2 separate regions of the Homo sapiens genome follow, and region 2 is linked to region 1. Evidence: chromatin contacts called from ENCODE Hi-C data. All regions are on one chromosome and are shown on one strand. Each heading gives the region's core, a stretch centred on a gene start or an enhancer-like site at or near the end of the contact. The rest is flanking DNA. Distances are from core to core; before and after follow the strand shown.

Region 1 (4,633 bases), core at 580-3,079:
TCTGTACAAGCACAATATAAGTAGTTTTTGCTGAGCATCTCCAGCTTGTCATATTTTAGTTACTACTCTAGCCTCAAACTTGAATGGTTTGATACTGTTTGCCAAAGAGTTTGCAAATATTTAGAGGTTCTCAGAGATGGTGGTCTTGGGATGGAGACAATTCTCAGAAAAGAGTGCTGCAATTCCGGACATGATGGCCTTTGCTCATTAATCTACTTGGCTTCTCTAGCATGAATCCCATTAGGAATCAGAGTGAGATTGAGGGGCTATCGGAAATTAAGCCGGGCCCGGTGGCTCACGCCTGTAATCCCAGCACTTTGGGAGGCCGAGGCGGGCGGATCACCTGAGGTTGGGAGTTCGAGACCACCCTGACCAACATGGAGAAACCCCGTCTCTACTAAAAATACAAAATTAGCCAAGTGTGGTGGCACATGCCTGTAATCCCAGCTGTTCAGGAGGCTAAGGCAGGAGAATTGCTTGAACCCAGTAGGCGGAGTTTGCGGTGAGCTGGAGATCGCGCCGTTGCACTCCAGCCTCGGCAACAAGAGCGAAACTCCGTCTGAAAAAAAAAAGAAATTACTAGGCCCAGAGACCCATGAATATTTAAATCCTGCCAAAGAATAAATAGAAAAGGAAGGCATATACTGAAGGAAGGTTAGCAAAGGGAAACAAACTAACACAATAAATGTGCTTTTGACTTCCAACCCCAATAGAGACAACTCACATAAATTTGTCTACAGTGAAGCCTCTTCTAACCCACCTTCCTCCATCCAAAGATCCCAAGCCACAGTTCCAATTGGCCACAAAATGACCATGGGGGATAAAGGGGGAATAGAAAGATGTGACTGTGACTTAAACTTCTGTGAACATAGACCCTGGACCTTACCACTTTAGCAGCTTGGAAGGAAGATGAGAGAACACTCCTGTGGATGTGATATTGAGGGAAAGTGTGTTGCAAGCAGAGGAAAACGTAAGTGCACTGAGGCAGGAGCATGCTTGGCATGCCCAAGGGTCATCTCCTGATTCTTGGCTTTTATTTACTGTTTAATCTGTAACTCTGACAAGTGTTTTGTGTATCAACTGACAGCTAGAGATGTGATACTTTTAAACATTGTGACTTTCATTCCTTGGCTGTACTGGGCAATATTATATTCAGAAACAGAAACTTTGTTTGTTGACATAAAGTTATTCCCTACTGGCACTTAACATTCTGAAAATCAGTGATGTCACTCTTTTCCTAATCAACATTTATGATGGTGGTATGGTTGGGGGGACCTTGTAAAGACAGATTATAAAGAGAAGTGATATGAATAATACTGGCAATAAATTAAACGCTTTTATTGGAAGACTTCATTTGGATTCATAGTTTGTACAAATGATTCATAATTTACCATGTGCTTTCTGATCATTCCATGAACCATGAGGAATGCTTAAGACTGCCCCCACTCTGATTGTGGAAGAAAAGATAAGCTATACCTAGAGGTCTAAGTTAATAGCACCTCGGTAAAACTTGATCTGTATGGCAGTTGACCCAATCATTTGGAAGTAGTTTTGGTGCCCAGTTTGGTGGATTTTTCCTGGTTTCCATGAGGTTCAGACATCTAGAGCTATTTATCCCAGGAAACTACAGCTAGATTCATTCTCTTATGAGGCTGTTTTCACATTTCTCAAAAGTAGTTTATTCCACAAACATCAGAGGGCAGCATTTGATAGGGATTCCAAAAAGACAGAAAAGCTTGTCCACATCGGACCTGCTTGCATGCTCCACTGGGCTATGCTTTTCTCTCTCCTCTTTCCTGGTTCCATTTCTGTTTTCAAGCCAGGAAATGCCTTCACCTGTGGCTTTCCAGAAACCACTGCTCCCTTCTTCCTCATGGGACACGGTGAACTGGCTGAGGTACATGGTAGATTAGTGCTCCGCCTCCCTTCTCCCTCCTTCTTGGATGCTTTCTTGTACTACACAGGCTGGAAAGCCAAAAATTCCATGTCCTGATTTTCTTATAGTGAAGGTTCCAGATGTGGGAACCTCAGTCCATGATGAAGATCTGACAAAATCTCAGCCAACCCAACGGGGAGCTCCAGAGCAAAGATTGCTCATTAAAGAAACCCACAGAAATGGCCAGGCCCTAGTGTCCTTACTGTGCTCAGTCACTGGGTGGGGGTTACCTTGGAAGAATGCAGATTCGGCTTGAAAGTGAAGGCAGATCATGAATTCATTAACAGCTGAGGCTGCCAGCAAGTTCTTCCTTCAAGGGTGTTATGAGCAGTAAACCTCCATGGTTGCCACAATCCACCCTTGTGCTGTGTGGCTTCGTATCACCATATACACTTGCAGAGCAGCTTCTTTGGGGTCCCAGTGAGCCTCTCTTCCTAAGGGGAAACTGAGAAGAGGGAGCTTAGGGGCTCCAATTGGTATTCACTATCCCCACCTTCCCCACCCAATGTCCATTCTAAATTCCCTGCTTCCTCAGCTACCACCTCCGTGGCTTACCTACTGAGCTGACTCTAACTCCCATTCCTGAGGGGTCTGGACCCCTGATAATCACACTTTTCTCAGATCAGGATGGCTGCACTTGTCCATTCACAGTCACATCTGGATAAAGGAGTAACAGGAAGTGCCCCTGCAGATCACCTGAGTTCTGTAAATGTTCCTCTCAATTGTATAAGAAAGAGGTGTAAGCCTCACCTTTTTCTGCTGGTCAGGGCCAATGACACCTTTCAGGACAATGACTCCTGTTCTTGCCTGCTGGTCCTGAATATAAAGAGCCAAAGTGCCCAGAGGGCAGCTGAGGCTGGTAGTTTAATGGAAATCTTGCTGTGTCCCTTGGCAAGGGTGTGTCCCCTTTTGGAACTGGGACCTCTAATCCTGCAGAGCCCAGAGTTAAAGGGACAAAAAGAAAAGCCCCCTAGTGGGTCATTGAAAATGATGTTAGGTAGGGCCACTTGTGCTTCTATACCTTGGTTCCTACTGGAGACCCAGCAGCATATGGAGGTGTCTGATTCAGTATGTATACTTCATCCTATTGGATGCCTATGAGTTAGTGTTTCAGCTGTGCCTTTTTCAGAGTGTTGCCTGTGAGTTAGTGTTTCAGTTGTTTCTTTCCAGCAAATCATTTCATTACTCTAATAGGCTGGTAGTGTCTGGATGGGGCAGTATGTGATATGACCATTGGGTCTCCTGGTTATGGCTCTCACTCTCATACCTCCTTCTCTCCCATACCTTCAGTGGGTTCTCTGATCAGATGCTGTATTGTCTAGGATTCTATGACTATGGATCAGGCATTCCATAGCCAGACCCTCCAAATCTGATAAAATCCCATGCAGCTATCTTCTACTGTGATGCAGTAACAGAGAGACCCAATTAATTAATTTTATTGATGTAGATCCTGTAAAAATACAACTTAAGAGTGCAATTGGTACAAAGATAGAAACAAATCTACACATACTAGTCACCTAACTTATGACAAAAATGACACTGCTGTGCAGTGAGTGGTAATAGATGATTATGTTAATAAATGGTGCTGGTTGGGCAGGTGGTATGGCCCACACCTGTAATCCCAGCACTGTGGGAGGCCAAGGTGGGAGTATCACTTGAGGCCAGGAGTTTGAGATCAGCCCAGGGAACAAAGTGAGACCCTATGTCTACCAAAAAATGTTTAAAAATTAGATGGACATGGTGGCACACACTTGTAATACCAGCTACTTGAGACTGCAGTGAGCTATGATCATGCCACTGCACTCCAGCCTGGGAAACACAGTGAAACCTTGTCTCTAAAAAATAAATGCATACATACATACATACATACATAAAAATAAATTATGCTGGGCTGGGAGCAGTGGCTCATGCCTGTAATCCCAGCACTTTGTGAGGCCAAGGCAGGTGGATCACCTGAGGTCAGGAGTTCAAGACCAGCCTGACCAACATGGCGAAACCGCGTCTCTACTGAAAATACAAAAATTAGCCGGGCGTGGTGGTGGGCACCTGTAATCCCAGATACTTGGGAGGCTGAGGCAGGAGAATTGCTTGAACCTGGCAGAGGTTGCAGTGAGCCAAGATCGCACCATTGCACTCCAGAGCCTGGGCAATAGAGTGAGACTCTGTCTCAAAAAAAAAAAAAAAAAAAAAAAGGATGCTGGGCAACTGGATATCCACATGGAAAAAATGTATCTTGATCTTGAGCCTTCCTTACACTAAACTAAAAAAATAAATCCAGCTGGATTGTTGATCTAAATGTGAATGGTAAGACAATAAAGCTTTAGGAGAAAACAGAAAATTTCTGATACCTTGGAGTATGCAAAGATTTCTTAAAAAGACAACAAAGTACTTACCAAAAAGGAATATACTTATGAATTGGAGTTTAATAAAATTGAGAACTTATGTTTATCAAACAAACAAACCACATGGAATGTCAAAAGGCAAGCCAGGTCTAGGAGAAAATATTTGCAATGGCACCTGCTTAACAAAGGACTCCTACCCATTTATATAAAATTCTCTTATTTTCTTACAAATAAGAAAAAGAGATAACCCAACAAAAAGAGCAACAAGCAAGATTTAACAGGTGCTTTACCAAAGAGGATATCATTCATTTAATTCATTTGTTTCTGTTTATTTTCTTTTGTTTATTTACTTTTT
Region 2 (4,633 bases), core at 1,501-4,000, 760 kb after region 1:
GATGAGAGGAAAAACTTTTACTTCTGAGGTTTTTTTTTTTTTTTTTTTTTTTTTTTTTTTTTTTTTTTGGGGAGGAGGGGAGTATTGTTTTCTGAGTCTCAACAGTACATAGAAACTTACAGCACTCTGGAAAGTCAATGCCTACCCTGTCTCCGCCCTGTTCAAGGTTACTGGAATGTGGTTCCTGCTCAGCCTGATATCTTCCCAGATATCTGAGAATTGGGAAAGTAATTTCTCTGTCCTTGAGTTTTCCCACACCAATCTGGATATTTCTAAAGCCACAACCCCTCACCCTACATCTTCAGGGTGGGAACAGTAAAAATGTTTCTGGTGTCTTTCTTGAGCTCTTCTACCCCTTTCCCGTAATTCTCCAAGCCAAAGAGAATAGGATTTTCTTCTACTTTACCTACTTCATAGCCACCACCTTCCTTATATCAATCTCTGACTAAATCCTTCATACTGGACTAAGATACCTTGTCTTTACTATGGGAGAAACCCTATCATTTGGTCCACCAGGCCTAGCCTTGATATGTTGAACCATAAACAAATTTACATTTTATGTCTTGACAATGCCTCGATTTGAAGCCTAAAAACTCGATTTAAAAAATCCTATATTTAATATCGAAAGTTAAAAAGTAAATATTTCTTTTGTATTTTTTATACAAGAATCCAAATCCTCAGCAGAAAGGTGCCTTGGATTGATTAAGTTGTATACCCAGAAAGTGACATTAATACACTTCTTGAAACATTACCCTTTCCGATTACACAAATATTCTAGCCGACAAATCTGATCATGCTAATTTCCTATTTAAAGCCTTTTTAATAATTTCTCATTCCCTTAAGATAAAATCATTTTGGAGATCTTCCTGACCATCTAACCTAGGTTATAAACCTCGTGCGTGCTTCTACAAGCTCCCATACTTCCTCTTTCTTAACACCCATCCTACTTTTACTTTTTCAATATATATCTTTCTTGATAAATTTGAACTCCAAATTTTCAACACATAGCACAGTGTCCTGGACATAGGTGCTTCATAAATATTTGCATGAGTTTGAATTAAATGCATGTCGTATTTCTTACTTGAAAATCAGTAAATTGTTATTCTAGTTTACACAGTTCCTTTTTTTTGAGATTTATAAATTTGAGACTACTCTAAAAAATGAACCCACTGTTGGGCTTACAATACCAATTTCTAGTTCTACAGAGCCAGGCTTTCGAACACAGAAAATTCACCAGTAAGTACTTTCTTGTCATATCCTTTGACAGGTAATAATTTACCCTCTCCTTGGGGACACCCCTACCTTAAGACAAGAATTCTTTCAAACTTCAAAAACATCCATCTTCATTAATAAGTTCATAATGAAGACTTTTCACTTTAAGATGCCTAATTATCTTTCACAGATATTTATGAAATTTCAATTGTGCCAAGATTTTTCACAGGCTTATTTTACTTTAAGCTGGTCCTTCCATTTATTGAAGCTTCAATTAATTAGACTTCATCATGTTATAGCTAAATGGATGTGACTAGAAAGAGCAGCATACAGACATCTATGTGTAAACTGTTACTTGTTGGTTAACATTTATGTTTGAAATGGAAAATCAATAAAAGGGAACTTATATTAATTTATAAGCACATTAAGAAAAGAGGGGACACTATTTTTGATCCCAAGATAGCAACAAAACTAAAAACTTTTCCAAAGAAGCAAACGGGAACAGAGGTCAATAGGCTGTGACCTCTATTTTATGTTTAAAACGTTTGCACATCCACTAAGTGCACTGCAGAATCTTAAATGCAATTAAAATCAATGGGCATACAAGTTATAGAGTAGCTTGAGGAAGCACAAGTCAATCTTCATTAGCTATTGTAGCAAAGATTCCTTCCAAATCCATGGGAGCAGGTGCTGTTTATACTCCCTTCATTGACGCCCAGAACAATGGCATAGGGTGAGCATTGAATACTTATTTGCTACGCGCATGAATGAATGAAGCTACGCTGCGAAGGCAGACTGCGTGGCTGCTGGTCCCGTGGCTGCTGGCCCCGCAGCATGTCTGCCGCCTTTTCAGCAGGCTTGCTGCATCTCCTCATTCCCTCACCTTTCTGGCAGTAAGGAGTTCCCACGTTTGCCCCGCTTCAGTGTCGTGGACTGGCAAAATGCTGTCTCTAAACCCCTCCACGCCTCAGGTAATCCGCTCATTTCTCACACAGACGCAGCTGTTTCCGAGGAATGTCCGGCCGAGCCCGCAGGGTGCGGGCAGCGAGTATCCTGGGACCTTCAGGGGAGGAGGTGGCTCCCACACCCCAATACCGTACAGAGAGTCCGAAGAGTCCGGGCCCTTATTTTTCCAATTCTTGGTAAACAACAAACATGCTCGCCCTCGCCTCCCCGTGCAGACGCCTCAGGGCCAACTCGGGCTTCGCCAGGCACCGAGAGCAGACAGAAGACGCCAAATGGCTATCACCAGGAGAGAGGGCGAGGCAGCCGCGCGGCGTATAGCGCTCGCCCTTCCCGCGCGCTCGGTCGCCCGACGCCTCACGCGCGAGGTTGCCTTGGCAGTGGCTGGAGGGCAGGTGGGGGCGCGTGCGCGCAGAAGGGCGGGGGAGGGACCACCGCGCGCCAGCAGGTGGGCGCGTTCTCCCGCGCGCGTGCGCGCGTCGAAGCCCTATACATCACGTTCCCCGAGAGCAGCGTCCCCTCCCCGCCGGGAGCGCGCGCCTCCCATCCTCGCGCCGGGTCCTGCTCGGTCTCTCAGAGCCGCACACTCCGCGGAGCTCCTGCCACAGCCGTCGCCTTCGCGGCGGCTCTCCAGCCCCGCGCCTCAGCCTCGGCGCCGCATCACCGCGTCCCAGGCCTCCTTCCCTCCCTCTGCCACTCCCCCTCCCTTTCCCGCTCTTCTTGCCCACCCGGCCGGCAGAGAGAGCCTGGATACGAAGCAGGCGGGCTTCAGAGTGGGTTGGAAAAATGGAGGTGCCGCGCCTGGATCATGCCCTCAACAGCCCCACCAGCCCCTGTGAGGAGGTGATCAAAAACCTCAGCCTGGAGGCCATTCAGCTGTGCGACCGGGACGGTAAGAGCGGCCGGGACCGCGAGGAAAGGGACAGAGTTCGCGCCGAGGCGCCGGGGCCACTCTGGCTCCGCCGACGCCGCTCGCCAGGGCGGCAGGGTCTTTTGTTGTCCCCTCTGTGCAAATAAATGCAGATGTGGGTTACCCTCCGCCCACCGCCCTCCCCTCACCCCAGAAACAAAAGGACCCCGGGGCTCGCGCCTTGGCGCGGAAAGTAGCCGTCCACAACCGTGGCGCCCTTCGCCGCCTTCGCCCGCCTGGCCCGGACGAGGGCGACGTTCCCGCTCGCGGCTCCTGCCCCGACGAGGCGTTTCCGATCTTTGCCGCAGTCCGGATTTCCTGGGTCTCTGGGCACTGAAGGGGAAATGCCCTCGGGATGTTTCTAGCAACCCCCTTCCCCCAACACACACACACTAGTTGGCATTCTCTTCCAGAAACTTATCATTTTCTTTTTTAAACCTCCCATCCTCAGACTCCCCAAATTAACAAGTCTTTTTAGCCTCTTGGATTGGGATTAGGATGACAGTTTTTCAGTGAGGGCGCAGAAAAACAGTGCATTTCAGCACCAAGGACAGACACAATCTTCATGGTTCCTGGGCTCTGAGTCAGACTGTCGAAAATATTGGCCTAATATATGTGCTGTGATTCAGACTTTGTGGCGAGTACGTACCATTGCGTGTTGATATTATATCGTTTATTCTGTTGTTGAAGTTGGCAGGCTCCTGTGGAAGGAAATTGATTGAATACAGGTCTGAGCGTTGAAGACATAAGCTAGTGCTGTGTGCGGTGTGGTTAGTTACAGTGCTTCTGGGTTAGCTGGACTAGTTAGAGTCTGCTACTTTAGTAATGTGGTACAAAACTTCATTTGTAAAGAAATCATTTGATTAGTAATTGGTTGGCCGAATAATTGTAAAATTCTACATCTGACAAAGGAAACACAGTTCACATGTTGTTAAGAGGGCCCCAAATACTTTTGACTGTAAATGAAATTAATGTTTAACTGTATATAGAGGTAATGATTGTAAAACATGTCTTTAACCAAAGTTATGTACAGATACTAATACGCTCACAGTAAGGTCATAAAATTTATCAGCCTAATCCAAATAGGGAGCAGAGGTCTTGTTTCCAAAGTCATTTAAATGGTAATCACTTGGTTACGCATTGCTATTCAGCACGTTTATATCAAGCAAGCACCGAATTTGTTTATTACTAAATTTTATATTTATTAATATAAATTTATATTTAATAATTTTGAAACCAGAATTCAAACTTTTTGAAACCAAAACCACTTTAATTTCTGATACAGGTGTAGTATATGAATAAATAAATACGTTTGCAAAGACAGCTTGTATTTCCTTTATTCTTAGACTGTTTTAGTCACCATGGTAGTAAGTGCACATATTTATGGTATCTAAAAACATTTATCATTTTGGTATTCCATATGTAAGCTTGCATGATTATAGACTGTAAAGATTATTTTTAATAACGCATAGGAAGTCATTTGGATTTTAGTTTAGACTTTTATGAAATGACTTTTTGTAATGTAACCATTGCAAGTTGTAAATATTT

What was found. Hi-C counts contacts between places; a loop is a spot of excess contacts on that map. Pooled maps may share reads with other maps.
Region 2: a map of mammary epithelial cell shows a loop between it and region 1 (9-fold over the local background). The contact joins the promoter of PHYHIPL here to the enhancer-like site in region 1. A Hi-C loop is called at or near these places in 6 of 168 maps with a recorded cell type or tissue (Caco-2, Calu3, IMR-90 and 3 more) and 5 of 50 pooled maps.

What each region holds. Positions count from the first base shown.
Region 1 is chr10:58,413,027-58,417,659 of GRCh38, forward strand. No RefSeq gene overlaps it. Among named protein-coding and RNA genes, the nearest start is that of TFAM, 30 kb to the left of the region's middle. Within about 2 kb of position 1,830, at least 2 of the 41 ENCODE cell types and tissues checked have a DNase peak (open chromatin) inside an H3K27ac peak, as active enhancers do.
Region 2 is chr10:59,173,893-59,178,525 of GRCh38, forward strand. PHYHIPL (phytanoyl-CoA 2-hydroxylase interacting protein like) reads left to right here and starts at 2,751. Exons shown (of 5, transcript NM_032439.4): 1 at 2,751-3,067. The coding sequence starts at 2,962. CCEPR (cervical carcinoma expressed PCNA regulatory lncRNA) reads right to left here and starts at 2,572. Exons shown (of 1, transcript NR_131782.1): 1 at 71-2,572.